Regions from separate parts of the Mus musculus genome. Here all the other regions are linked to region 7. The links are chromatin loops, found by intact Hi-C in ENCODE. Cell type or tissue: left cerebral cortex. All regions are shown on one strand.

The links. Hi-C counts contacts between places; a loop is a spot of excess contacts. Peaks named below come from ENCODE experiments on the same cell type or tissue, not always from the same donor. Only the 100,000 strongest peaks of a DNase experiment are listed, where the experiment ranks them.
Region 1: it touches region 7 in a loop (3-fold over the local background); 4 of 42 quality-filtered maps call a loop at or near these places.
Region 2: a loop joins it to region 7, with 9 times the contacts of the local background. A loop is called at or near these places in 13 of 42 quality-filtered maps.
Region 3: a loop joins it to region 7, with 2.7 times the contacts of the local background. A loop is called at or near these places in 7 of 42 quality-filtered maps.
Region 4: a loop joins it to region 7, with 8 times the contacts of the local background. A loop is called at or near these places in 20 of 42 quality-filtered maps.
Region 5: a loop joins it to region 7, with 4 times the contacts of the local background. A loop is called at or near these places in 6 of 42 quality-filtered maps.
Region 6: a loop joins it to region 7, with 3 times the contacts of the local background. A loop is called at or near these places in 7 of 42 quality-filtered maps.

The regions. Positions count from the first base shown.
Region 1 is chr11:3,803,434-3,807,433 of GRCm38, reverse strand. The region is part of intron 2 of Osbp2 (oxysterol binding protein 2); the gene reads left to right. Gm51880 (a long non-coding RNA gene) reads right to left here and starts at 3,210. Exons shown (of 3, transcript XR_003949627.1): 1 at 3,133-3,210; 2 at 1,135-1,232; 3 at 71-180. In left cerebral cortex, CTCF peaks have their summits at 1,878 (motif pointing right) and 2,614 (motif pointing right); a DNase peak (open chromatin) is centred at 1,893.
Region 2 is chr11:3,600,439-3,604,438 of GRCm38, reverse strand. No RefSeq gene overlaps it. Among named protein-coding and RNA genes, the nearest start is that of Gm39567, 29 kb to the right of the region's middle. In left cerebral cortex, a CTCF peak has its summit at 1,504 (motif pointing right); no DNase peak of the experiment used is centred here.
Region 3 is chr11:3,920,178-3,924,177 of GRCm38, reverse strand. Tcn2 (transcobalamin 2) reads left to right here. Exons shown (of 10, transcript NM_015749.3): 6 at 304-476; 7 at 596-782; 8 at 2,002-2,167. Among named protein-coding and RNA genes, the nearest start is that of Slc35e4, 7.5 kb to the right of the region's middle. In left cerebral cortex, a CTCF peak has its summit at 2,483 (motif pointing right); a DNase peak (open chromatin) is centred at 2,501.
Region 4 is chr11:3,784,645-3,788,644 of GRCm38, reverse strand. All of the region lies in intron 2 of Osbp2 (oxysterol binding protein 2), which reads left to right. Among named protein-coding and RNA genes, the nearest start is that of Gm51882, 13 kb to the right of the region's middle. In left cerebral cortex, a CTCF peak has its summit at 1,838 (motif pointing right); a DNase peak (open chromatin) is centred at 1,855.
Region 5 is chr11:3,685,504-3,689,503 of GRCm38, reverse strand. It overlaps Morc2a (microrchidia 2A), which reads right to left. Exons shown (of 27, transcript NM_001159288.2): 23 at 3,978-4,000; 24 at 3,622-3,846; 25 at 3,435-3,528; 26 at 1,205-1,393; 27 at 1-469. The coding sequence ends at 401. Among named protein-coding and RNA genes, the nearest start is that of Morc2a, 38 kb to the right of the region's middle. In left cerebral cortex, no CTCF peak of the experiment used is centred here; a DNase peak (open chromatin) is centred at 2,426; H3K27ac peaks cover 861 bases.
Region 6 is chr11:3,912,844-3,916,843 of GRCm38, reverse strand. It overlaps Slc35e4 (solute carrier family 35, member E4), which reads left to right and starts at 2,180. Exons shown (of 2, transcript NM_153142.3): 1 at 2,180-4,000. The coding sequence starts at 3,657. In left cerebral cortex, CTCF peaks have their summits at 2,094 (motif pointing right), 2,865, 3,691 and 3,927; DNase peaks (open chromatin) are centred at 2,166, 2,507, 2,910 and 3,789; H3K4me3 peaks cover 2,069 bases; H3K27ac peaks cover 2,088 bases.
Region 7 is chr11:3,533,301-3,537,300 of GRCm38, reverse strand. Smtn (smoothelin) reads left to right here. Exons shown (of 20, transcript NM_001284427.1): 3 at 3,778-3,926. Gm11946 (a long non-coding RNA gene) reads right to left here. Exons shown (of 6, transcript XR_001780145.2): 2 at 691-3,849; 3 at 1-530. Among named protein-coding and RNA genes, the nearest start is that of Gm11946, 2.5 kb to the right of the region's middle. In left cerebral cortex, CTCF peaks have their summits at 1,828 and 2,859 (motif pointing left); a DNase peak (open chromatin) is centred at 1,807; H3K4me3 peaks cover 1,258 bases; H3K27ac peaks cover 1,210 bases.

The sequences.
Region 1 (4,000 bases), 270 kb before region 7:
TTTGAGGTAGCATCAAACAGGTGGTAATTTAGGGAATTTTTCCTTCCAGAATCTTGTAGACTGTGGGGGAGACTGTCCAGGTCAGGTCCAGGGAGCAGGAAGTGTACAGGCTGTGTCAGTGTAGGCAGCAGGGGTACAAAACTTCAGAAATTTTGCCCCATAGTAGGAAGTTCTATGCTCCTAAAAGGTGAGCAAATTTCCATTGTGTTTCTCTCTCTCCCTCTATTCCTCCCTCCCTTCCCCTCCCTCCCTCCCTTCCTCCCTCCCTCCCTTCCTCCCTCCCTCCCTCTCTCCCTCCCTCCCTTCCTTTCATCCTCTCTGTTTGGCAATAAAGTGATAGGCAGTGTATAAAGCTCTGGAGTTTGCCCAAAAGACTGAAAAGGGATTTTATTGAGCTAGAAAATACCAGTTGAGAGGAAGAGAGGGAGGGAGGGAGGGAGGGAGGGAAAGAGAGAGAGAGAGAGAGAGAGAGAGAGAGAGAGAGAGAGAGAGAGAGAGAGAACAAGAACAGATGCATATTTGGTAAAATGACCCCAATAAGTCTTTATAGGGCCAAGCATGGTAGTGCATGCCTATAATCCCAGCACTCATGAGACTGAGGCAGGAGGATGGACAGTCAGGGCAAGCATGGACTACACGGTGAAATCTGTCTCAGAAAAACATTAAATTGCTTATGAACTCTGGGAACTCGTCCAGCTATCTTATGCCTAGGCAACTTAACTAGTAAATTCTATAAAACATTTGTAAAATAAACAATACTATGTACACACATTGTCTTCTAGAAAACATGGAGAGATTCCCAGGCCATTGTATAAAGACGGTGTTGCCTTGATACAAAACCAGACAAATGGTACAGGAGAACTGCAGCTCAATGTCTGTTGTGAACATAGTTTTTAAAAATCTTCAAAATATTAGCAGTCAGAGTCTAGAAAAATATAAATAGGACAATTCACCATGGTCAAGACAGACTTGTGCCAGGAGTGCAACGTAATGTCAGCATTTAAAGATGGGTCTAAGTGAGCACTTGACACAACCCTGTTAGCTCACTCATCAGGACTCAATACCATGTCTGTTGAAAGCTCGGTAAATTAGGAATCACCTCCATTGCATTAAGGGCAACTTCCAAAAGCCCACCTCACACTGTGGATGCTGGGTGCTTCTTGGAGATGTGCAGAGAAAACTCAGAGCTGTCCACTCTTGCCCAGACTCTCGCCTCTCACTGATGATCATAGCTAGCAAAGTAAGCAAGGGAAGGGCAGGGAAGGGCGGGGAAGGGCGGGGAAGGGCGGCAAAGGCACCCGATCAGAACGGGAGGAATAGACCATCTCTGTTTGCAAACTACACAATAGAGCTGTAGGGAAAAAATCCTTAAGTGTCAGCAACGTGTCATTCTGTGTCATTTCCTTGCTTGTTTGATTTTTAGGTTGTTAAGTTGGTCATGGGGGCACACACCTATACCACACTTGGGGAAGTGGAGGCAGGAAGATAGAGAATTAGAGACCAGCTTGGGCTCCTTTATTGGGTTACAGACCAGCATGGGACCAAGAGCAAACCCTAGTTTAACAAGCTTCCCCACGTAGGATGGCTGGACTAAGTCACCCACAGTGTCCCATTTTAGCAAATTGTATTTTGTGTGTGTTGTGTATGTAGAATTCAAACACTAGCTTTCACCAGACATGGTATTGAATTCTGTCGAGTTGACATGGCTGTGTCATTTTTGACATGTAGGGTGTTAGCACAGTGGTAACTTTTTATCAGCCTGCACTTAATCCTGTCCTGGGCAGTGTGACACCTGGTCTTCTTGGGGTCTCTGCCCCAATCCTCCTGGTCTGCAGGCAAACCACCTGGTGAGCAAATAAGACTATCCCTTAAGTTAACACAAGGGGGCGCTAGAGGATGGCTCCTGCACTTGCCTTCCTTCTAAATGGATAGCAACATTGTTCAGTGCTTTTGATCTCATTTTTAGATCATCTTCAGATCTGTCTCACAGGGTGAGGGGATGTCTGGAAAACTATAAGACCCGAGCACAGGGCCAGCCACCTTCTTGTCTGGGACTTTACTTCTAGGGGGCTAGTCCGGTTCTAGGGTTTTCTTTTTCCTGCCTTATACCCTGTTAGCATTCCTGTCACAGCTCTGAGATCACGGCCTATTCTGATGTCATAGTCTAGTGTCAGAATGTTCTCATCAGCCTAGCTTCTGCCACTAGAGAGAGCAGGCAGGCAGCTGGGCAGGGCTGGGGCAGGGGTGGCTGGTGGCCCTGGGGGCCTACCCTAAGGAACATCTGCCAGCCTATCACCCTAAGATGAACATCCTCTAAAAAGGTAAGGCTCGGAAAGCTTTCTTCCTGTCGGGGATGGTGCCAAGGTGGGGAGTGTGGGGTCGGCATGGCTTTGTAAACACCACTCTTGGAACTTTCAGTCTGTGTCCTAAGTGGCTAGCACACATGACACTTCTCCCCTTGTACATGAGGAATGGCTTTCTGAAATGTGGTGTCTCCCTCCCTCCATTTATTTTCATTCCTATTTTATGTGTGTGGGTGTTTTGACGCCATGTCTGTGCACTATGTGTATGCAGTATCTTCGGAGGCCAGAAGAGGGCACCAGATCCCCTGGGAATGGAGTTACAGGTGGTTATAAGCCACCCTGTGGGTGCTGGGACTAGAACCTGGGGTCTTCTAGAAGAGCAGCCAGTGCTCTTAGCTGATAAACCAGATCTCCAGCCCCTTCAGTTTCTTTTGAGACAAGGACAGGCTGTGCAGCTCATGCTGGCCTGGGACTTACTGTGTGTAATAACCCAGGCTGGCTTCAGATTCGGAATCCTGTCTCAGCCTCCTGAGTGCTGGGAGTCATGTGTGCCAAGAGGGGGACGGATCTGCAGCTGGAGAACTGAAGGTTTCTGGGTTGTGATTAAATCAATCACAGGACGGGCTGGGAACAGATATAATTCTGGAACACTCTTAGCAGAGAAGACCTTGAGCAGCGTCTCATAGGAAGTTGTCGTTGACTTGAAAGCAACAGGTGTGAGGGGGCTGTAGAACCTTGGGGATGGGATTGTCAAGCCTTTTCTTTAGTTGTTGTGGAGAATTAAGACATAAACTGAGGGACCTATGTATACTCATCACACAGACACTACCTGTCCGGAAGTCACAGCCAGTCTTGTCTGGAAGCTTCCCATGGTTCAGGCATACATCGGCCACTCCATCCCCCGACCCTGGGGATTGTACCTAGTGCCTTATGCATACTAGGCAAGCCCCTCCCCCCTTTACATTTTGAGACAAGGTTTTGTGATGTTGCCCAGGCTAGCTTTGAACTTCACTCCCAAAGTAGCCAGAATTGCAGGCCTATGGCACTAGGCCCAACTCATCCATGTAACTTTAAAGGAGAAGGATTTGGTTTTGTTCTTATCAAAACATGACACCCATATCTATAAAATCTACACTGGAAGGTGGTTTGCTTAAAGGAGCCAAGTTTTTTTCCTGAGTCCCGCAGTGTGTAAGGGAGGTAGAAGTGGGGGTACAGAGAGCTGAGAAAAGACCCAGTGTTGGCTTCCAGCGGAGGAACTGGCTTCTGGGCAGGCCCGGGGAAGGTAAGAAATCTTGCTGGGAAGATTTCGGATCTTCTCAGAGAAGGGGGCCCCAGGCACAGCCTCCCGAGGGCTTAGCCTTGGTGGCTGGGGAGAACTTGGTGGGGCTGTGGCTGAGTGGAAGAGCTGCTGACCCAAAGCAGCACAGAAGGCCTGCCAATATGTAGGGAGGCAAATGGATTGCTTTAGGTACGACCCTCTGACCCACACAGGTGGCTGGGGCTTGCTGAGGGGCCCACATAAATCAGTGCTGCCTGAAAGAGGCTCGGGGCGACCAGAGCTCAGATAGATGCGATGCATCAAAGGTGGAGATGGTCTGTCCTCAGAAACTTAGTTGGCTTTTCCCAGCGTGGGTGGCAGGAAGCAGACATTCTGACCTGGGCTCGCATCTCAGGGCCTCAGCTGAGCCCAGCAGGAT
Region 2 (4,000 bases), 67 kb before region 7:
GACCAAAGGGGAAACATTTACTGAGTGAATAGCATCTGTAGAGGTTAGAGGACACAGGCAGGTTGCTGGAGGTGATGGAGTTGTTTCCTATGTGGGTACAGACACTGCTATGCATGTATAATGGAGTGGGATAATTGTGCAGCATGGGGTGGGAGAGAACGTTCTTAGTGTTGGAGTAGAGGTTCTCCGTTATCAAGGTGACAAGGCCAGGATGAATGGCGTTAAGGACTAGAGTTGATGAATCAGTATGGACCAGTATGAACACGGGTCAAGCTCAACACAGGTGTGGATGGTTACATGCAGAAATGTTTTCAGGAACAACATTATGAACTAACCAGTACCCCGGAGCTCTTGACTCTAGCTGCATATATATCAAAAGATGGCCTAGTCGGCCATCACTGGAAAGAGAGGCCCATTGGACTTGCAAACTTTATATGCCCCAGTACAGGGGAACACCAGGGCCAAAAAGGGGGAGTGGGTGGGCAGGGGAGTGGGGGTGGGTGGATATGGGGGACTTTTGGTATAGCATTGGAAATGTAAATGAGCTAAATACCTAATAAAAAATGGAAAGAAAAAAAAAAGAAATGTTTTCAGACCCACCTATGCATAGTGGTTACTAAAACATATTTTCATTTGCATGCTGAGATAGATTTAAAAAAAAAAAAACCCAGCAGCTGGGTGGTGGCGGCACATGCCTTTAATCCCAGCGCCCATGAGGCAGAGGCAGGTGGATTTCTGAGTCCAAGGCCAACCTGGTTTATAGAGTAAGTTCCAGTCCAGCTAGATCTACACAGAGAAACCCTGTCTTAAATAAAACAAACAAACAACAAGCCAGTAACCACGACACTTTCTAGTGCTATTCCTAATGGTTCCTGCCACTGTTCTTCAGAAAGCCATGATTCTCTTTGGAGAAATGGCTGATTCTAAGACTGAAGCAGGCCATAGGTAACATGAACCTGAAGCATCTTCTAGAGCAAGAAAGTAACAAAATGCTTTTGTAAAAGACAGAGAGGAGTTGGAGAGCTGGCCAGATGTGGTGGTACACACTTTTAACCCCAGCACTCCGGAGACAGAGGCAGGCAGATGTATGTGAGTTTGAAGCCAGCCTGGTCTACATAGTGAGTTTCAGGACAAGCCAGTGGTATGAAGAGACCCTGTCTCAAAAGAAACGGGACATGGCTCAGTGGTTAAGAGCATTCCTTGATCTTGTAGGAGACCCAGGTTCAATTCCCAGCATCTGCAAGGCAGTTTGTAACTGCCTATAATTCCAGTTCCAGGGGATCTAATGCTGTATTCTGACCTCTGAAGGCACTAGGCACACACATGGTACACAGACATACATGCAAGAAAATACCTATACATAGAAACAAAATTTAAAATTAAATAATAAATGTATGCTTTGTGCTACTTTATTGAGAGAAAGAAGGCTAGAGGGGAAAGGGAGTGTCAACCGATATCTCCAACCAGCAAAACAGCAAAAGCAGCCAATACAACAGCAGGAAACAGCAGCAGCAGCAGGGGAGCAGCAACAGCAGGGGGAGCAGCAGCAGCAGCAACAGAGGGAGCAGCAACAGTAGGGGGAGCAGCAGCAACCACAGGGAGAGCAGCAGCAACAGCAGGGGAGCAGCAGCAGCAGGGGGAGCAGCAACAGGGGGAGCAGCAACAGTAGGGGGAGCAGCAGCAACAGCAAGGAGAGCAGCAGCAACAGCAGGGGAGCAGCAGCAACAGGGGGGAGCAGCAGCGGCAACAGCAGGGAAGCAGCAGCAGGGGGAGCAGCAGCAGCAGCAACAGGGGGAGCAGCAACAGTAGGGGGGGCAGCAGCAACCACAGGGAGAGCAGCAGCAACAGCAGGGGAGCAGCAGCAACAGCAGGGGAGCAGCAGCAGCAGGGGGAGCAGCAACAGTAGGGGGAGCAGCAGCAACAGGGGGAGCAGCAACAGTAGGGGGAGCAGCAGCAACAGCAAGGAGAGCAGCAGCAACAGCAGGGGAGCAGCAGCAACAGGGGGGAGCAGCAGCAGCAACAGCAGGGAAGCAGCAGCAGGGGGAGCAGCAGCAACAGCAGGGGAGCAGCAGCAGCAGCAGGGGGAGCAGCAACAGTAGGGGGAGCAGCAGCAGCAGCAACAGGGGGAGCAGCAACAGTAAGGGGAGCAGCAGCAACAGCAGGGGAGCAGCAGCAACAGGGGGGAGCAGCAGCAGCAACAGCAGGGAAGCAGCAGCAGGGGGAGCAGCAGCAACAGCAGGGGAGCAGCAGCAGGGGGAGCAGCAGCAGCAGGGGGAGCAGCAGCAACAGCAGGGGAGCAGCAGCAGGGGGAGCAGCAGCCACAACAGGTCTTCATGGGGCTCTCACATTTATACCCTCACCAGAGCTCTCAGAATGCCAAACATAAACTATCTGCAAAACCACAGCCCTCCTAGAGCAGGAAACACTCCTAGTCAGCGGCTGTGGACAATCTGAAGCAACCCTAGATCCCATACCTGGAATTAAAACAAAAACATGCACAGAACATGACTGGGGTTTTAAAGAAACCAAAATTCTCACCACAAATAGATACATAATGGATATATAATAAGTATAAATAATAAACAGACAAATATATATAATATAAATAAATACATTTCAAAATATTTAAAAACCATTTTAAAATGTATAAGCTTGGTCATGGTGGCACACACCTATAATCCCGCACTTGGGAGGCCAAATCCAAAGGCCTTTTCGGTTACATGGCAACTTTGAGGCTAGTCTGAGCTACACAGAAAGACTATCTGAAGATAAAGAATAATAAAGAGAATTTAAACATTTTACTAAAAATATTACAAGATCCAGCAGAAAAAAAGCTCCCAATATTAAAAACAGAAACAATTTTAGCAGCAACAACAAAAGAATCAAGCAGCAGCTCTTGAGGTGTAACTCAGTGACAGAGCACTTACCCAGCATGCAAGAGGCTGCATCTAAGTCCCAGAGGTGAGGAAAAGAAGCGTTGGACTATAAGACAAAGTCTAAAATAAATTCATTTACGAGTGACGGTTGTAAATGAATAGAGAACAGACAGAGCACTCAGAGGAGAGAGGGATGAGCAGTCTACCCTAAGTTTACGCTCACAAAGACTCTGGAGGTGTAATAGGGTAAGGTTCTGAAGGTACCAAACTGGATCTAGAATAGAGAGTTGATGACCAGTGTTGTATAGAGAGGCCCAGGGATATCTAAGGCCACAGCAGCTATCTGGAAAGAGTGACAGAGTGCTCCCCCCAACTCCAGAGGGAGCACAGCACCACTGATGCCTTGACTTCAGACTTCTAGCTTCCAAAATTGTCAGAGGATAAATTCTGATGTTTCAGGTCTCTTGCCAGTTTGTTATAGTTGCCCCGGGGAAGGATCACCAAGAGAAGTCTAAAAAAATTTGAAAATACCTTGATCTCAAGGAAGGGAGCGCAGTGCTCCCTCAGGGGTGTAGTCAGTGCATAGAGGCTTCCTCCCAAAGCATACATTAGGGAAAATGAAAGGAAACAAGGAGGCTTACACCAGAGCCCCTGGCAAGCACTGCATCAGTCTTATAGCTGGGACGTGAAGCCCTGCCTCACAGGGAACATGTACTAAGAGCCCAGTCCACAACCGATGGGATTATTTTGAGAGGTTCTGGGAACTTTAGGAGGCAAAACTGGCTGAGTAAAGTAATCACTGGGTGTGTATTCTTGGGGGCTATATCTTATCTTGGGTACCTCTCTCTATTCCCTGTCAGCCATGATGTGAGTAGATTCCCACTGCCATGATGGCCTCACCACAGGCCTAGAGTCAAGGATTGTGGACCTTTGAAAGCGTGAACTACACAGATCTAACCCCACTCCTTAGTTGTTTCGCTCAGGTAGGTTATCACAGTGGCAGTAAGTCTAACTGGCATGGCCAGGGGTCAAGGCCAGCCAATGTCAAGAGTCAAAAATCACGGTGCTAGCTGGGGAGCTTGCTCATGAATAGAACATTTATCAGGCGTATGCAGAGCCTTTGG
Region 3 (4,000 bases), 390 kb before region 7:
TTAATTAATCAGTAATAAAGTTCCCTCTTTGGTCTCAGTGCATCCTGGCTTAGGAGCAGGGACTGTAGAATCCATCCTCTGGGACCCTCTTCTTCAGTCTGTCCATATAACCTGTTACTCTCAAGCCACTCAGTGACCAAGTTTGTCTAGGTCTGAGCGTTTTTCTGGGGCTTACTGTGTCCAGTGTTAGGACCAGGGAAGTCCTGGGCAAATCACCTGAATTGGTATGGTATATGATCCTGAATCCCCACCTAGTCTGATCTTATCAAGCTGTCCAGTTCATACTAGATGTTATCCCCCTAGACACAGAAGCCATGGCCGGCTTGGCCCTCACCTGTTTGGAGCGATTCAATTTCAACTCTGATCTGAGACCACGAATCACCATGGCTATCGAGACAGTGCGAGAGAAAATCCTGAAGTCCCAGGCCCCTGAGGGCTACTTTGGGAATATCTATAGCACCCCACTGGCACTACAGGTAAGAGAGAGACTCTGGAGCCATGACTGCTTAGCGGGTCAATGGAGGGAGGGCTGGTTAGAAGCTGGAGAGCCTGGTTCCTTCCCAGGGGCTAACCTCTGACCTTCTCTTCCTCACAGATGCTCATGACATCTCCTGCATCCGGGGTAGGGCTGGGCACAGCGTGCATCAAGGCAGGGACATCCCTGCTGCTCAGCCTACAGGATGGGGCCTTCCAAAATCCTCTGATGATTTCCCAGCTGCTACCCATCCTGAACCACAAGACCTACTTGGATCTTATCTTCCCAGACTGCCAGGCATCCAGGGGTAGCAGAGCCCTTTCTGTCTCCTAAGTGATAAGCTACTCTCTGTGGGTCCCAGTGATGGGTGACCAGTCAGTGATGCTTGGCTGAGGCGACATGAGCATGCACAGAACACAGCAGCTAAAACGAGGCCACAGCCTTCTGATACTCATGGTGTGGGCACAGACACCAAACAAGTGCTCTGGGCGGTACCCACTGCGTGATACCCACCGTGGAAATGTTTGGGCGAGGGAATGGAGGAGTGTATTAGTCATGGTCCTCTAAAGCAGCAGCATTGATAGGATGGTTTATTGGATTGGCATACACTATATGGTACAGATAGTTCAACAGTGGCTCTCTCACTCTGTCTCAGTCTGGAAAGCTGGATGTCTCCGCAGTCCCAGTGTGGCGATGCAGGAGGCCTGATGGATTCTGAAGAGCTGTTAGCCTTCTATCTACATTGGAAGTGTGAGGAAGTTGGTTTAATATCAGCAAAGGGATGCTGTAAGAGGTCAGATAAAGTAGATAGTGAGAGTGAGGGCAAGCGGCAAAAAGCAGGTTCCTTCTTCCGAGTCCTTTTGCCTGATCTGCCACCGGAAGGTGCTGCCCACATTTACAGAGGGTCGTCCCCATTTTGAAGAATCTGATTGAGAAAACCCATCTCATGAATACCCAGAGACTTGCATTTTAGTCGATTCTAGATGCCATCAGGTTGAAAAGCGAGATCATCACAGATGAGTTAATGACTCAATGAGTGGAGAGACACATTTGGTTAATGTTGGTACCCAAGGACTTGTCAGGAAATGGGAGGAGAGGGCAAAGGAGCAGAGAAGGCCAAAGCAGAGGCGCGGGGCCCTGTAACACAGGGGCATCATGGGAGAAAGTGGGTCTGGGAGAATGAACAGGTGTAGTAGATAAATGCAGAGAAAGAAGATGTGTCTGTCAGGGGTGACCAGGACGTGACTTGAACAGATGCAGACAGGGTCCTCTGAGGTGCGGTGTGTCAGATAGGAGAGAGGCAAGAAGCAGAGACCCAGCAAGGAGCTCAGGCCTGGGCTGCAGAAGGATGTGGAGGCTGAGATGAGACCCGGGTTTCAGCCCAGCAGCTGTTCATGCTGTTGACTGAGCTATTTCGAGGGAAGGCCGTAGGCCACTCGGGCAAGGTGTCTGTAGGAAGAAGGGAGGACTCAGATCCAGGCTCCCGGTCCTCATGACAGCTGCTTCTTCCTTTCTTCCTGGCATAGTCATGTTGGTGCCAGCTGTTGAGGACCCTGTCCACATCTCAGAAGTCATCAGCGTCACGCTGAAGGTCGCCAGTGCCCTGTCACCATACGAACAGACATTTTTTGTCTTTGCTGGATCTTCCTTGGAAGATGTCCTGAAGTTGGCACAAGATGGCGGAGGATTCACGTGAGGCTTCCCGTTCCTCATCCTAGCTCTCACTTCCCTCAGGCCTCCGTGCTTGAAATGGTATCATGGGAAGGGTGAGGAACAGAGGAGTTTCTTGGGAGAAGTTCTGGTTTAATTTCTATGTCTACCTTCTCCACTCCTTTCTGGCCTGTGTTTTGGGCCTGTGGTGTTTGGCCTGTGCTGGGAGCTATGGACCACCACTGTCATCAAGGGACCCAGACTTGGGACTCCAGTTCCTCACTCTTCATCCACTCCCTACAACCCCAGGCTAGTGAGTTGAGGGACGAGATGTTGCTCCTCTTCACAGGGCCACTAGGGGGAGCCTAAGCTCACCGCTGGGCATGTTTTGTGTAGGTTTAAAGCTTGGTATGCAGTGAGAGCGCCAGGAAGATTAATTGTATCAAATAACCTTGATAACATCTCGCCATTAATAACTCTGAGAAGGTAGACACTTGTCCCTTGAGATTTGACAAGCGCGAGAATAGGCGAAACTTAGTTGCTGCTCCTTGCTGGCCCCTGGCCAACCATGGAGATGGATCTGCCTCCCCAGGGTTAACTCTGGCTCGAAGCAGCTGAGTATCCCTACCAGCCTGCTCTCTCCCCTGGATTCTTGCCTTATCTTGAGAAATCTCTGCTTTCTGTTCCCAACAAGAGTTCCAGGGAAAGCCACCTAAGGACTGTTTGGTCATTTGGGCCAAGAACTCTTAGAACACAGCTGTGTAAACACCACTGTCCTTTTTGTTTGTTTTTCAGAGACAGGGTTTCTTTGTGTAGCTCTGGCTGCCCTGGAACTCACTCTGTAGACCAGGCTGGCCTCAAAAGCTCAGAGAGCTCTGCCTGCCTCTGCCTCCCAAGTGCTGGGATCAAAGGCCACTGTCTTTAAGGAACAAAAACGCCCCACTTCCCAGGTTAAGTGACATATACCCCCCCTCCCGGTGGAGGATGCAATCTAGAGCCAGGCTAAGCAGGAGCTCTACTATCGATCGTTCAGATTTTAACTTTTCATTTGCAAACAAGGTCTGCATTAGTCACATGTCTAATTGCTGTGACAAAAGACCTTATGGAGGCAAAGTGCAGAGAGAAGCTGGTTTAGGCTCCCAGTTCTGGGTGAGACAGTTCGTCGAGGTGGGACAAGGTGTCGTGGTCACAGTTGGGAAAACTCAGTGATGGGAGCCACTGTTGACAGTTGCTCTCCTTCCCGCTCAGCGAATGGCCCAGGCCATGTGCCGGGGTCACCCAGACTTGGGTCTTCCTTCCTTCAGTTAAGCTAATCTAGAAATCCTCCTCCTCAGACATACCCAGAAATCTGTTTGCATGCTGACTCAAAATCCCAGTAAGCTGATAATCAAGATTAATCATCAAGTGTCTTACTCTGTTCCCAGGCTGGCCTTGAACTTTCAGTCCTGAAATAGCACCAGGCGGGTCCTAAGTCACTTCCATAATGTCACTTGGCGGCACTAATGTATTTACTCATCGTAAAGTCCTTCCCTCCCTCCCTCCCTCCCTCCCTCCCTCCCTCCCTCCCTCCCTTCTTCTCCTTCATCTCCTCCTCCTCTTCTCTTTCCCCCTCTCAGTATCTGTTTGGATACTGAATCAAAATGGAGAAAAGATAGAATTTCAGGCTTTTTAGTCAGGTCTTTGAGGACCTGTAAGAGGTGGGTGTCAGTCTGAGAAGCTCTGAGTTCTGTTAGAGTGGAGCTGCCTGAGATGAGTTCAAGGGCCAGACAGGGAGACTACATGGGAGGCACCAGATTTCACAGCAGACAGACAGATGTGGAGAGAAGTGGCCCAGAGCAGCCGTGGAGAGCCTCAGAGTAAAGGGACAACCATTGA
Region 4 (4,000 bases), 250 kb before region 7:
CTTTCCTGCTAAATATTATAGAGTTTCACAGATCTGAGGTCAGTCCATGTTTATATAATACAATTAATAAAACACAATGACCAAGTCAGGCAGTGGGGGCCTCGCCTTTAATCCCAGCACTTGGGATGCAGAGGCAGGTGGATTTCTGAGTTTGAGGCTAGCCTGGTCTACAGAGTGAGTTCCAGGACATCCAGGGTTACACACACACACACACACACACACACACACACACACACACACAAAACCTGTCTTGAAAAAAACAAACAATAAACTGAAAAACTCAAAATCAACCACCAGCCAACAATATTTTCAATATTTACTGCACATCATTCTGTGCTAATATAATGAGAGTTGAGAATCAAAGGAAAACAGATCCTATTGGCAGCTTCCACGGACCTCCCCCCAACAGTGAGGTGGTCCACAAGCCATGGGGAACCTCAAATCACACTACTCGTGCCTTGTGCTAATGAAGGGTGCACCAAGATTGGTACTTCAGCTACAGCTGAAGTCAGAGAAGCAAGCCTGCTTGGAGGAAGTGGTGTGTGAGCCTACCCACCACTAAGCGATCCTACCCACCACTAAGTGATCCTGCCCACCACTAAGTGATCCTACCCACCACTAAGTGATCCTACCCACCACTAAGTGATCCTACCCACCACTAAGCGATCCTGCCCACCACTAAGCGATCCTACCCACCACTAAGCGATCCTACCCACCACTAAGCGATCCTACCCACCACTAAGCGATCCTACCCACCACTAAGTGATCCTGCCCACCACTAAGTGATCCTGCCCACCACTAAGTGATCCTGCCCACCACTAAGAAGAGGTGGGTTGGGGCTGGTGTTGGAGAGGAGCCAGCGTGGCCACCTGCAGAGTTAGAGACTAACCAGAATGGGACAGCTTCAGTCTTAGCTTTGTTCAGAGCTAAGCAGGACAGTGGTGTCTGATGATGGATGGCAGTATCAGTGGAGAGGGACAGTCCCAGGGAGTAGAACCAAGCTCTGTGTCTAGTTTGCTCCACATGAACTCCCAAGTGAGTTCCCAAAGCTCTTAGCCATGTCACTCTGTTGCCATGTGAACCCTCCTCAAGCTGACTGGCTCAGTTCCTTTATTTGAAGAACTGGATTGTTGCAAAGATATGTAAGGTGTCAGCAGCACCATGCCTGTCCCACAGTGTCCATAACAAACTACAGCGACGATGCCTTTGGTGGAAAGTTTGGTTGCCAGTGAAGCATCCTTCATGCTGTTCGGTGTCAGCAGCACCATGCCTGTCCCACAGTGTCCAAAACAAACTACAGCGACGATGCCTTTGGTGGAAAGTTTGGTTGCCAGTGAAGCATCCTTCATGCTGTTCGGAAAAGGGCTGGTAGGGAGTGGTGGCATCACTTTACATTTTTTTTATTTTGAGGGGGAGAGAGCTCTGTGGTTCAATTCCCAGCACCTGGATGGCAGCTCACTACCACCTACAACTGTCCTAGGGGATCCAGTACCCTATTCTAGCCTCTGCAGGCACTGCATCCACATGGTACATGAATTCACATGGTACACGAATTCACATGAAACACGGAGGCAAATCACCATGCACATAAAAGAAAAGGAAAAATGTTATTGTTTATGTAGAATAGGTTGGACTCAGACTCCTGAACGTGTGCTATTTCCCCTGCTTCAACCTTCCTGAGAAACTGCCACCACACTGAATGAACCTGGCGCCTGCCTCCTATCTACTGTTTCCTCAGAACCATGTTATCCCCTGGCATTGCTGCTGAAGTGTTGGATGCAAGTCTCCCTTTCTTCCCATGGAAGCTTAGCTCCAAGAGAACCATTCTGCAAATACATCCCAACCACTAGGGGGCGCTGGTGGCAAGTGGATGGCATAATTCTCCTTTCACTGGGGCAAACCAGTCAAGGCCTTTTGTATACTTCAGTCTGATGATTTTGCTGTGGCTCAGACTTGCAGAGCGGTGGCAATTATATGGGAAATCAGATTATCACAGCAGCTCCGGCGTGATGAGTCTCGAGAGTCAGCAACTGTGTTAATTAATAAGTTGTGTTGGCTTCAGAGCTTCACCAAGGGGAGATCATTTAATTTTTTAATATTTAATAATATTTTTTAATAGCTTTGGAACTAATCTACATGAGTCATGACAAATGGGCAAAAAAAATTGCTGGGCATTAGTCCATATGCAGCGTGCCCCAACTAACATGTTGGCCAAGTCTCTGTGGAAGGATGAGTGGGGACTGTTTGCTTCCGGTGCTGAGTGGTGAGAGCTGCTGACCTTGGCATCCTCTTGGGAATAACTGCTGAACTCAAGAAGCAAAGGGAGATCCCAGAAGGGTCACTGGGTCGTCTTAGAAATGGACCCATTGCAGAGAGAGGCTTTGGGAAAATCTACACCCTGACAGGAGAAAGAGAGCCATTCAAGTAGGGCCACACCCTGTGTGTATTCAGAATCAGGAACCTGTGGGTGGTCCAGGCAGCCTCCTCCTCCTCACCAGATAGGCACCTTTTCCACCAGTTTCAGGTGCCAGTTGCTCATACAAGTGAGTATCAGCCCCGCCCATTCAGTCCAGAAAGAAAAGACAGCTTGCAGAGCTCATGGAAACCAAAGACCCAAAGAGCCCTGGACAAGCCCAGTACAGCTGGACAGGTCAGCATCAAGCAAGCATTTGCCAATCCTGCTGACTCCACCATAAGGCCCCAGGGAGGGAGGTGGCTTAGCTGAAAGGGACTTGGGTATAGTCTTTACAGATGTCAGAGCCAGTGGCTTACACTCTGTCCTGAGAGCCTTGGGCAGAATAGATGCTTTCTGCAAAATAGCTGCACAGTCTTGCCTCCTATTCCAGAATGAACAGTCCTCATTTAGATAGCGGCTCTGTTTTGTGCTGTGCTGTTGAGGATGGGGGATATGAATCCCACTGGAAACCTGTGCTGTGTGTGCCACTTGGTTGTGCACCGATGGCCGTATATGAGGAAAGCAAGGGACTCTGTGTCCATGCAACAAACTGATGGGCTTCAGAGAAAAGACAGGTGGCCATTGACAATTGGACATTCGTACCTACGACCGTAGTGGGTAGAATGCACAAATGCTTACTCTTGTGTCTTCTCGAGTTTCATCATTGACAGGATATGTCCAGGTGCACAAGAGGTTTTGGCCAGGCAGCCTTACACAATATATGATATTACTGCGACCTTCATTTGAGAGCCAGAGAAGAGCTAGGAGAAGTTTGACAGGTTGGAGCTATAGTGTGTTGTACAAAGATTTGAACGCTGGTCAATTCATGTGAACATTCTTCAAGGTGGTTTTGAGGGAGACGGGCAAGAAGACAAAGCCAGTAGCTTCACACTGGTCTCAAGAATTCCAGCAGACTTTACTGTGGGATTAAATCTGAAATATGTGTATCTATGTTATAGTATGTATGCATACGTGTATATATGTGCCTACATGTGCGTGTGCATGTGCATGTGTGTGCATGCATCCCCTGGTACTGGAATTTCAAATGATTGAGACTCACCATATAGGTGCTGGAAGAACAGCCAGTGCTCTTAACCACTGAGCCATCTCTCCAGCCCTTGATAAGCTTGTCAGATGCTGTACTGCCTGGGGAAGGAACTGAACTTGTAGCCTAGCTGTCAAAGCTGCCTGCAGACCACTCAGATGTCCATACACAAGTCTGCATTCATGCTTTGTGTTAAGTCCTCTCTGGAGATTCATTAGCCATTGCTTTTAGGCATGACATTTCCAACCGGCTTGCCCCAGTGCAGAGTCCCACAAATAGAGACTTGTTGGATGGAATGTGAAATGCTCTCCAGCCAATTACCGTTGGCTGGCAATGTGTTTTATGAAGCTGCAAGTTGATTGGTGGCTGTGTGGTTTTCAGTTTGTCTTCTTGTGTGCTGGGTAGAAGTTAACAGTCTGAGGACAGAAGCCTGGGTGTGAAGTTCACACTGACGAGGCCATGGTGCAAGCCTGCTTTGCCCTTTGTGTCACTGTGTTTTA
Region 5 (4,000 bases), 150 kb before region 7:
CCTGTTTTGATCACCCCTTGAGGGTCTTGCAGAGCTGAGTCCCTGGGGCCATGTATCTTTCATATCCCATTGTTGATGTCCTTAGAGCCTCTCCAACTTCAGGATGGTGCTTTCTTCATCCTATGTTGAGGTGCCAGGAGCTGAATGGTTCAGACTCTGTGCCCTTTCAAGAGTCACACAAAAAAAAGTACGGTCTCACAGCAGGCATTAACATCTTCTCTTTTAAAAAATAAATATTTATGTAAACTTAGGGAAGAAGATTCAAAGAATCTCCTTCCCAAAGCACAAATGTCTCACATGACTCAAACCAAGATCAAGTCCACCAAGTCACAAATGAACTCCCCTCCCCGAAGCTGCTGTGTTGAGGGCAGGTATGAGCAGGAGTTAGCCTCCCGGCTCCTCAGTCCCCTTTGGTGATGAGGTCCTCAATGTAAGCATCCAGCTCATCATCTGTGTTGATGTCTATGTCCTGGAACAGAGTGGGTGGGAGTCAGATGGGGCAGGAACACAGGCTGGAGAATGGGCCTGAGCCAGCTGTCAGCTTCTGTTTCTTGCTCCTGCCCTACTTCCAAATTTCAGTTAAATCTGCATGCCCAAAAAAGGATGGGAGCTTTCTTATAGGTTTCCTGGTTCTAACCCGTACATCTTCAAACTGATTAGTGTCTTATACTAAAAGTTGGACAATGCCACATCAAACCACATATGTAGAGGTCTCTAACCTCTCCTACTGCCTACAACTTCCTATTACAGCTTAGTGAGCTCCCAGTCTCAGTACAAGTATCTCTACCCTGAGAACCCTAGGCAAGTAGCTTCCCCCAGGATTCCATCTCTCATTATTTATTTCAGTACTACCCCATTCATAGCTCCAGCTCCTTCATCAGCCTGTCCCCAGAGATCAATCAAGTTCTCAGTGTCTACTATGCAGCAAAAATATATACCACATCCCTTAGGGGCAATGTCCCACTTCTACTCAAGCACATCTGGGATATCATTTAGATAAGAATTGTGCTTATTGCTTACAGGGTTCTCAAACAAACTATACTGCCTAGGGGTCTGGGTGGGTCAAAACCCAGGCAACTCTATCATTTCAAGCCCTCTGCTTAGGACTCTGAGCAGCCAGGGTTGGAAACAAAGATTCCTGTAAGTAGTCCAGTCCCCTCCCTGAGACCAGTTAGTTTGGTTCCTGAGAGGGCTGCCAGCTCACCTCCTGCACTTTTTGCAGGAGTGCTACAATGTTGGTCCTCAACTTCTGTAACTTCTCCTCTGTCTCACGAAGCTTTTTCTCTGATGTGCGTAAGCTCTCCTCTGAGGCTTTTGCCCGTGAATCAGCACGGCTTTGGTAGGAATGGCACAGATTCTGGAGCCCCACCTCATATTGCTTGAAGTATTCTTTCTGTGGAAGGAAACATGATATGGAGTAAGAGGAGAGAGTGGGCAATGAGTTCACTTGGCTGTATTTCACTACAAGGAAAAAGCAGCCTTCTAGAACCAGGGTAAAGAGACCTTAGTGGCAGTCCTTTGGGGATACCATGAGGATAAAGACACATGCACTGAGCCAAGTGCTTAATAAAGTGGAGGGAAGTTTTACCTTTACACATGGAAAGAAAAAAAGGGACTGTGGGAGCATTCTTCCAGTTCAAACACACCTTTCTAACTCCAAAATAGGACTGCCATATCTAACAGGGTTAGGACCAAGGTTAGGTTATGGACTGCCTCTGGCACCTACCAATAGCAAATATTCCCAGACTTGTATAATAAATAGTCGTACTACAATACAGCCTTTTCCTATGAAGTAGTTAAAACAATTTGCATAGTATATACCTACTGATAAAAGGAATCATCTTCATGAAGGCCCTGCTGCCCACTGAAGTCTAAACTCTAGTACTCATCTGCTTCTATGAAGGTTGCATAAACTGCTGGGTTGAGGGCTTCTGATTGCTGCATTTGTGTCTAGACTACCTTCTTACACCATGATAGCAAGAGAAACTTCATTCTATATAAAAAAATACCTTGGTTGCACAAAATAAATTTTAAGTCAAATGAGTATCTTGAAGGCAATTATATTAAGCTTTTAATTGTGAAAATACTACCATTTACACACCAATAAGGACAAAAATTAACATTTGAAAATTGGTTTTAGCAATCGCAACTAGAAGATAAAGTTGTGACCTAGTACTGGCTAGCACGTTTTTAAAAGATTTATTTATTATTATATCTAAGTACACTGTAGCTGTCTTCAGCCACACCAGAAGAGAGCATCAGATCTCATTAGGGATGGTTGTGCGCTACCATGTGGTTGCTGGGATTTGAACTCAAAAGAGCAGTCAGTGCTTTTAACCACTGAGCTTATTTCTCCAGCCCCCTGGTTAGCACTTTTGCAAAAACAAGCTAGATATTATTTTTAGACTTGGACAGTCACAAGACTGACTGTTTTGGGCTGAGTAACAGTGCCTGCTGCTGAGGTTCTGCTGTGCCTTGGCTTTTGCTTTGAATTTCACGATTTGATGCCAAAGGTAACAAATCAAACTGTAAGAAGAGGTCTTCTCCTAGAACCTCTGGAAAGCCTGGTCTAAACAAGAGTAAAAGCCAAAGCCTAGGCTGGGCTTACTGTGTAACAAGAATGTGGTGGGTCTTGTGCCCCTGTAACAGCAAGGTCAGCAGACACAATCAGCTTATTGCATGTTTCTGTAAATAAAGCTATTGCTTGATAGACTGCCTCTGGCTACTTTCATGCTGTAATTACAGAACTTCGTAGTTAGCAGATACTAGACAGCCTACAAACCTGTTATTTACTATCTGGCCCTCAGCATAGTTCAGATCAACAATTCCTTCAGCTCCATTTCCTACATAAAAATGAGGTTCAAGATGTATCATTTTCCCCAACCCTTTCCAGCCTATTGTGCTCACAAAAGCCTCCTGCCCCACTTCAGAGTCCCCTGCACTTGAAGCCCTAGTGGAGTTGTTTGATTGTTTGGTTAGGTTTTTAGATAAGGGTTTTCCTTCTCTACCCAAGCTGCCAAGACTCTCTGGGCACTGCCTCTCAGCAACATTTCTCTCAGCCTTATGGCCAGCTACCCAGAAGCAGCAACTCCACCTCTAGCAAACTTTAAGATGGTGGATACAGAAAGTCCACTGAGCTACCCGGGCTCTCATGCTCATCTCTACATGCCGTTAATCTCTCTTTACCTCTCTCCAAGTCTCATGTTTTTAGGTAGAGAGAGTCTAATCTCATCAATGTTACCTAGGACAGGTCTGAGAAAGAAGTGGGGAGGGGAGGGGTGCACTTGTAAAGGAGTCTCAAGCTGTCTGTCCTTTTTGAACATCAGTCCTATCGACTCAGATCGTCTCTCAGAGAGAAGGGAAGTTGATGAGACAGCGATAATAAGCATGTACAGGCACTTAGGTGTAAAAAGCAAAAATTGGGTCAGACTCACCAGAGGAAAAGATATTAGTTCTTCTGAATTCATAACACTCAGCTCCTTCTTGGAGATGGGGAAACTTGGAGGTAAGAAATACCGCAAGCAATTTCTAAGCAGGAAGAGAGGGGTTGGAACTCAGAATAGCATGGGAAGAGTAAAGAATTAGTGTCAGCCTTAAGGAAAAGGATAAAGAAACACAAACCGAAGAATCTGGACCAGGAGATCAATAGTCTCATGGCTGGGACTGGTGGCAGTGGTATCAGGCTCAATGGGAAGACCATCAGAGGTGGAAGGCTCAGGCAAGGCCACAGCCTGCCGGGCCACCATAGCCTCCTCCTCCTCTCCACCTTCTTGCTGTGTGTCAGGGCTCTGATGCTCTGGGGAAGGTGGCTTCATCAATCGTACATCTTCACTGCCTTTCTCCACCCTACGGGGGACACAGAGCTTATAGTATCTGTCCTAGGATCCTAATAGGCTGCTAGGAGGGAACACGGGGGTACCTCCTCTCTTTGCCCTAGCTGACTTCTGCTATTCTGTTCTCCCAGAAGAGGGCATTACCAGCGGTCTCTTGGTGTTGTATC
Region 6 (4,000 bases), 380 kb before region 7:
CTTGCCTGGTATGCACAAAGCCTTGGGTTGTGTTCCCAGATGCACAAAGCAAGAACTAAACACTATTTGATGGACTAGGGATGTTGTTCCATTGTAACAGTACCTGCCTAGCATGCACAAAGCCCTGAGTTTAGCACCATATAAAGTCAGGCTTGGGCTGGAGAGATGGCTCAGTGGTTAAGAGCACTCACTGCTCTTCCAGAGGACCTGAGTTCAATTCCCAGCAAACATATGGTGGCTCACAACCATCTGTAGTTGGATCCGATGCCTTCTTCTGGTGTGGCTGAAGACAGTGACAGTATATTCATATATATAAAATAAATCCTAAAAAAAAATAAAGTTAGGCTTGGTGGCACACACCTGTAATCCTCGTGCTTGGGAAGCAGAGGCAGAAACATGAGAAGTTTAGGGCTATCCTTTTCTGCAGAAGGGATTTGAGGCCAGCCTGGATCTTTATCTCTTTCTTAAGATGGGGCTTCAGGCTGTGTCACCTATGTCAGCAGCTCTTCTCCAGCCTGGTTTCTGACTCAGAGCTGTGGGGTGGTGCTCTGGTCTATAGTGTGTTTGTCACTGTGGTCTCCTCATAGGTCACATACAGGACACTTGAGCCCAAATATAGAAATGACCCAGTCAGGCTTGAAGCCCGAAGAAAAACAGACCATACCTCTCTCTGCAGCACAGTCACTAGGGAGAGGTTCTTTTTTTGCTTCCCAGCCTCCCTCAGAAGTGTTTCCTGCACCCCTGGCTTCGCAGGGAGGTGGGCCCCTCATACAGTAGGGCTCAAATTTGAGGGGTGCTGTGGGAGGCATAGGCTGCTCTGAGATCTTGAGTAGACCCTAAGGAACGTGAATGAGCCCTCTACCCCAGTGATATCCTCCTTGAATCCGGGCCTCCTGGCTCTGGATCCACAGTAAAATACAGTCTGATGTTGAGACAGGTTAAAATGGGTTTCTGAGGCTAGAGAGATGCTCAGTGGTTAAAAGCATTTACTGGGCTGGAGAGATGGCTCAGCAGTTAAGAGCACTGACTGCTCTTGAGTTCAATTCCCAGTAACCACATGGTGGCTCACAACCATCTGTAATGGGATCCGATGTCTTCTTCTGATGTTTCTGAAGATAGCTACAGTGGTGTATGCATATACATAAAATAAGTCTTTTTTTTTTTTTTAAAGCACTTACTGCCCTTGCAGAGGACCTAAATTTGGTCTTTAGCACCCACATAGTAGTTCACAGCCACTAGTAACTTCAGATGCAGGAGATCTGATGCCCTTTTGGCTCTGCAGGCACCGGCCATGCACATGGTGCGCACACTCACATGCAGGCAAATCACTCATCCATATAAAATATCTAACAAAAAAATTGTTCAAGGAGCTGGAGAGATGGCTCAGCAGTAGGAGAACTGGCTGCTCTTCCACAAAATCCAGGTTAATTCCCAGCACTCACATGGCAGCTCACAACTGTCTGTAACTCCAGTTTCAGGGGATCTGATGCCCTCACAGACATCCATGCATAGTTACAGATAGACAGACAGGCTAAACACCAATGCACATAAATCTTTTTAAAATGGGCACAGAAGTGGGCAGAGGCACCTGCTTGTAATCTCAGCATTCCCATACAGACATTCACACCACTAATAATAAACAAAAAATTTAAATAGGAAGAAATGCTTTTTAATTCAAAGAAGCTTAGTGGATAATGGATTAAAAATCCCAGAGGAATATAGTTCACTGAAAGCCCAGATTCCTCTTCTTAAAAAATGTGTGTGTGTGTGTGTGTGTGTGTGTGTGTGTGTGTGTTGGAGGGGGGAGGGGAGAGGCTCATTCAGTTTCCCTCCCATAACTCTTCTTGGAAAAACTATCTAAATGCCCCAGATTTTGATCCTTTCCCTGGAAGTCTCCTACCTACACTCTCTGCCCTTCAACTTGGGTTACTCAGCAGAGATCTACGGGTTCCCGCGGGTATCAGACTCATCGGAGGCAAGTGTGACAGTGTAGATTCCTGGTTCATCTGGGACAGAGATCTGATTTAGGTCTCAGGTGGGACTGGCTTATTTTCACCTGAATTTCTTTGGGAAGGGATTAGGAACGCTTGCAACAGTGCGGAGTCACGACCACCAGAGGGCGCTGCGGGCCGGGCTACACAGTTGCGCTTTGCGATCTTGTTTCTCTAGGCAGGTTGTCATCCAGGACTTGTTTGACAACAGAGCCGGGTGAGGCCTGTGCAGGTGAGCGGGAGCTTCCCCAGAAATCCAATTACCGGAAAGAGTCCAGGATGGACCTTGATTCTTGCTCACGCGTTGGGCTGGGAACAGGTCCCTGGGTTTCAGCTGCTTACCCTAACCTGAATTCAGGTGGGAAACCCGGGAACCATCCAGGATTCTGCTCCGTGGGCCTCATGAAACCCAGCTGTGAGTCACCTCGGAATGCCTAGGGAGCAGCACATAAAGTCGGCTAGCTCGGGATGGATGCCGGCCCGCTGTACCCTGCTTCCCGGAGCTGTGGTTAGCTTTGGTGATTCATTTCCCCTTCTGCTGCCCCAGAGGGGGCGCCGCCCTGGTTTGAGAGGGGGAGAAAAGATCTGGAGTGGAATGGAGGGGGAACAAGATGAGGCAGCCTTAAGGGACCACGTGGTCTAGCTCCGTTGAATTCCAAGATCTCAAGGAGACCTTTGTGGTCTGGGATCAGGTGATGTGGTATGTCTCACTTCAACGCCCTGCTTCTCGACGATGGCAGACAGCTTGGGGACGGCTCTGCAGAGTGCCCAGGGTTTCCAGCACTGGATACTGGTCTTTTTAAGGAAGGCTCTACTTGGCGCTGGAGACAATCCGGATTCCGGTTGGTGGCTGGTACAACCCACACTCTCCACTAAGGGATTCGCGGCCGCAGCTGCGCAAGCCAAGTCGGGAGGCGCAAAGGCTGTGGGAGGGGCTAGACGTCCGCCGGGCTCCGGGGCTGGTACTCGTGGGCGGGGCCCGGGCTGAGCCCAACTTTCCGGGTGGAGCGCAGCTTCGGTAGCGGCGGAGAGGGCAGGGCCGGGAAGCGCTGAGCCGCGCGGGACTCGGGAGGGACTAGAGCCCGGCGCCCGAAGCTGCCAGATCCACCGCGGGAGCCGAGCGGCAGCCAGAACAGCCAGAGCATCCTGAGAGGCTGCAGCCAGTCCGAGCTCGCGATTCCGCGTCCGCCGGCCTATCGGCGTCTATTCCCGGTCCAGTAAAAGGCTAAAGGGGGCTGGGGGAGGGGAGCGACGGCTGCAACCTCCGTTCCCACGCTCGGAATATTATCGACCCTGCCAGACCTGGTCCGGGCCTGAGCACCAAACACGCAGGCGGTCGGGGTCAGTCAGTGACCTCATCCTGACAGTCTGGGGACCAAAGATGGAAAAAGACAAACGGATTCGGTGTGAAAGCATCGCGTGAGCTTAGGGCGCGGAGAAGAGAGAAGGCCTCCCCTGGTGCGGGAGGTGCCCAGGGCTTACGAGGCCTGGGTGGACACCAGCCAGTCCGGCATCTTAGCAGCCACGACCTTCTTCCCTGACCAGAATTATCGGCTGGCTCAGAGTCTAGCACCTGAAGTGTTGCCCTCTCCTGTCCGAGGAATCAGGACCAGGCTCAGCGACTCCCTGGAAAGCCTGCCTCCTGCCCCAGCCCCACTGGTGCGGATGTGCCGCTGCCCACTGGAGCACCATGAAGGCATGATGACCTCAGCCGAAGCAGTTGCTGTGGCTGGAAGTGCCCAGGAGCATGGCCGCCCCAAGTGGCCTCCGGACAAACCCCAGGTCCTTGGGCAGCCTGCTCCGGCGAGAGTGGTTGTGGCAGCACTGGTGTGGCTGTTGGCGGGAGCCAGCATGTCAAGCCTCAACAAGTGGATCTTCACAGTGCATGGCTTCGGACGGCCCCTGCTGCTTTCAGCACTGCACATGCTGGCAGCCGCCCTGGCATGCCACTGGGGGGCCCAGCGCCCCGTGCCGCACAGCATCCACCGTCGAGTGCTGCTGCTCAGCCT
Region 7 (4,000 bases):
TACTGTGGGGTGGCCAACCCAGGGATGTAGGCCACTTCTTATGTACTTCTCAGTACATAAGGAGGGGGAGGGGTTTGGAGGAGAGGCTCAGGGAACAGCGCCAGGTTGGTTCCATTTGGCTGCTCCAGAGGCTCTTGTGGCATGTTCCTGTCCATGTCAGGTGCTGAGACCTGGTACCTACCCACCCCCAACTGTCATCTCTTGTTTAAACAGTAACTGCTGGGACTCACCCATGGGCTGCTATAGGTGTGGGAAGGCTGGATCTGCCTCTTCCTAGCAGCATGGGCACTGCCCACTCCTGTAGGCCTGCCCAGTGATAATGGGCAGCAATGAGTAACAAACCAGAGAACAACTGCTGGGTGCTGAGCACAGTATCTGACAGGTCACAGATGCAGCACCCGCATACTGCCCCTCTGTGTGGGGAAACCACATACCCAAACGCTCCAGGCTAAAAGCTTTATTAGGGTCCAAACTCCGGGGGTGGGGGGAAGTCTTGGGATACCCAGAGTCATGGGAAAGGCTAGAAGAACCTGTAGAGAGATAGAATGTGGGTCCTAATGGGTTCTGTGATGTCTTGTCTGTCATTTTCTACTTTAAGCTTTGGCTTCTTGTAAAAGAAAAGGGGTGGTGTGGGGGGTGTGATACAAAATATAGGTTGCCAGCGTTAGAAAGGGGTGAATTGGTATGGACCTGACTTTGGGATAGAGACTGGGTTGGTCCACTCCACTCAAGGTCTTCCTCCTCCCATACACAGAGGCAGTGGGCCAACACAGCAGAGCAGTAATATGCGTCCACCAGCAAGGCCCTGCTGTAGGCCGTGGGGAGAGGGGCCACAGCCCCACCAACCAGACCCTGCTCTCTGTCAAGGGCAAAAAATTATATAGACTTTACTTTCCTTACAAGTGACCCATACCACCACCAATCCTTTCCCCTAGAGGCAGAGGCTTGAGCCACTTGGTCTAATTGCCTTGACCTCTCCTATGAGGTTGGCCTGTGTGTCCTGGGGCAAGAACCTTAACCTCATCCTGCACCACTGCCAAGGGCAGCCACTCCAGGCTCTCTGCTGCCAGGAGATGGGATTGGGTCTCCAAAGATGCCCACCGGTCACCTTCGCCGTCCCTCAAGTCAGAGTCTTCATGTTTTCCATAGGAAAAGCCACGCTGAGTGTTCACGCACTCCCATCAGACCCCATTCATGCAAGGTTTGGAAGCTGGGAAACGTGCTGTTAGAGGAGAAACAGAAGCAGTAGTTGCCGGACGTGCTTCCTCCCAGCCCCGGGCCTGGGAGCAAAGGACAAGGGAGACCCAACCCTGTCTCGTCTCCACGGCCCCAGGCCCACTCCAGCCCCGGGCTTCACCGCGCCCGTGCGCGCCATTGCTGTGCCTGGAGCTGTGAGGGTCCCACCCTCCGGCTTCGTGGCAGGAACGGTCCCGGGCCCGGCTCCTCCCCGTGGGGCCCGGCCTTATATGGGAAAGCTGTGCCCAGCTGACTGGGGGAGCCGCAGTTGCTTCCGGTCCCGCTCCCGCACATTCCTGAGGACGGGGTGGTGGGCTGCACGGGACAGGGGCACCTAAGGACAGGCACGCTGCCTGTGCCCCCTGCCACGTGTTTGCACGTCTGCCACCTCCCGTCCGGGTGACCTAGGGAAGCAGCTTAGGTGCTGTGAACCTCCCTTCCTTTGCAGATGGGACGTTAAAGCCGGCGGTGGCGGAGGGTTTCCTGCCTGGCTCCTAGCTGGGACGCCCGGCTGGAGACTGGGTGGGTGGGGCGTGAGTGAGCCCTGTGCTGGTGGCTGCAGCCTGCGGGCTTTTAGCGCCCCCTGGCGAGGCATTTCCCCAATTGCTATCAACACAGGGGGCAGCTCTGGTCTGGGACTGAGGGAGGAACTACAGGAGAATCACTTTTTGTGCAGGAGGGAGAGCCTGAAACTAGGAACGTTGGGTTGAATAGATGCCCCCCAGCAGCCGGAGTAGAAAGCACCCGAGCCTCAGTCCCCTCCCCCTCCATCCTCCCACCGGAGGAGGAAGCACCCTCTTTCCTCCCAGGAGAATTTCACTAGGCAGTTTCGGAAACCATCCCCTTCCCCCTGGCGGACAATAGTTCTTTGTATTTCCTTCCCTCCCTCCCGCAGTCCCCTCCACACACAGTGGGGGTGACCGAGAGGGTGAGGAACTCTAGACACAGTAGAAACACTGTGGTCTGACCTTTGGTGTTTGAGAGGGCGTGGAACACAGGACACAGCAGGGACACTTGTCAGAGCTTTGCCCACAGTCCCAAAAGGAAGGATGCCAGGGAGTGGCCAGCAGAGTGAGGCCCAGCCACCCCCTTCCACTTAGAGAATTCATTAGGAGGATCCAAATTTCCAAATGGAGACACTGAGGTACCCAGGGGTTGTAGAAATGGCCAAGTTCCTATCTTGTATTTTTTTTCCTGGGGGTTGGAAATGAGGACCCATGAGACAAAGTCATTGTATCTCTGGATCTTGACCCTCCGGACCAGTCTGGACCAGCTGTCTCCTCAGGCCACCGATCTCCACATGTTCTGTGAGAAGTGAGCATAGATCTCTTGGTTGTAATAAGGTTTCCTTTGACTTTGACATTTCTAGAGCAGGCTAAAGGGGGCTCTGGTACAGGACCTCAAAGTTCCCCACCATGACAGAGAGCCCTCAACACCACAGCTATCTTGTCTCAGGCAAGCCATAAACAAGACACTCAATTCCCTCTTATCAGATAAAAATGATGTATCAAAGTAATGTATCAAGAGTAGGTCTGGATGGGACCATCAGTTAATTAAGAGCCTTAGCTCCTCTTCCGAAAGTCCCAGCACTTGGTAACTCTGGCTCCAGAGACCTGATGCCCTCTTCTGGCCTCCACAGTCACCCATGTGCACATGGCATCCACTCATACAGATACATGCAAACACATGAATAAAACTAAACCTTGAAGGGAGGACGGTAGAAGCTGGCTGAGATGGTGTGTCCGTCCCTTAACTCCAAGCATTTGGAAGGCAGAGGCAGGCAGGTCTCTGGGTTCTAGGCCAGCATGGTCTACAGAGCAAGTTCCAGAACAGCCTGGGCTACACAGAGAAACCCTGTCTCAAAAAACCAAGCAAGTGGCAAATGGGATTTAGTGCTGGGTCTGACACTTTGGGTCACTCACTAGGGGTCTAGCCCTTCCCACCCTAGGTCTTGACTTCTTCCATGGTGGCTAGGACTAGGCCATAGTCAGTAAAAGGGGAAAGGTAACTCACTGCCAAGCAGGGAGCTAGGCTACTGCCTCAGATTCCCTGTCTCACATCTTTCCCGGCAGGGCCCTGCTACTCTGACTAGGTAGATCACCTAGTCAGACTTCAGCTACCTGAATCACCCTTCTCGTTCCTTGGACTCTTGTCGGTAGCTCAGAGAAGAAGGGTGACTACACTCTTCCTGCTGTGGCTCCCTGGTCTAAAGGGTTAATGAAAGCCCCCGGAGAGCAGATGTCAAGTCCCACAAAGGAGTGCCTGGCTGCTTGGCACCTGGCTTGGGTCGGTGGCTACAGGCTGTGCACTCACAGAAGGGGGCCCTCGGCATCACACTGCACAGTGGGCTTCTCAGGATCTTTGGTGTCATGAGCGAGGTTGCCCCTAAAAACCCTGAGTGGGAGGCAGGCACGTGGAAGGCTTAGGGTAGAGAGACTGGAGACAAGCCATCCATTGTGCCCCTGGCAGAGCTGTGGGCAGTTGGTGCCAGTCCTTTGCCCCTGACAGAATGCCCACCCCTTACTCCCACCTACATTGCAGCTGGAGGTCACTGCAGATCTGGCAGAACGGCGGCGGATCCGCTCAGCCATCCGGGAGCTGCAGCGACAGGAGCTGGAACGAGAAGAGGAGGCTCTGGCGTCCAAACGTTTCCGTGCTGAGCGGCAAGACAACAAGGAGAACTGGCTACAGTGAGTGGCAGAGGGGGCTTGGGTTTTCGAGTGCAGATGTGCCAAGGATCAGCTCATACTGAGGCAGGTGTGTC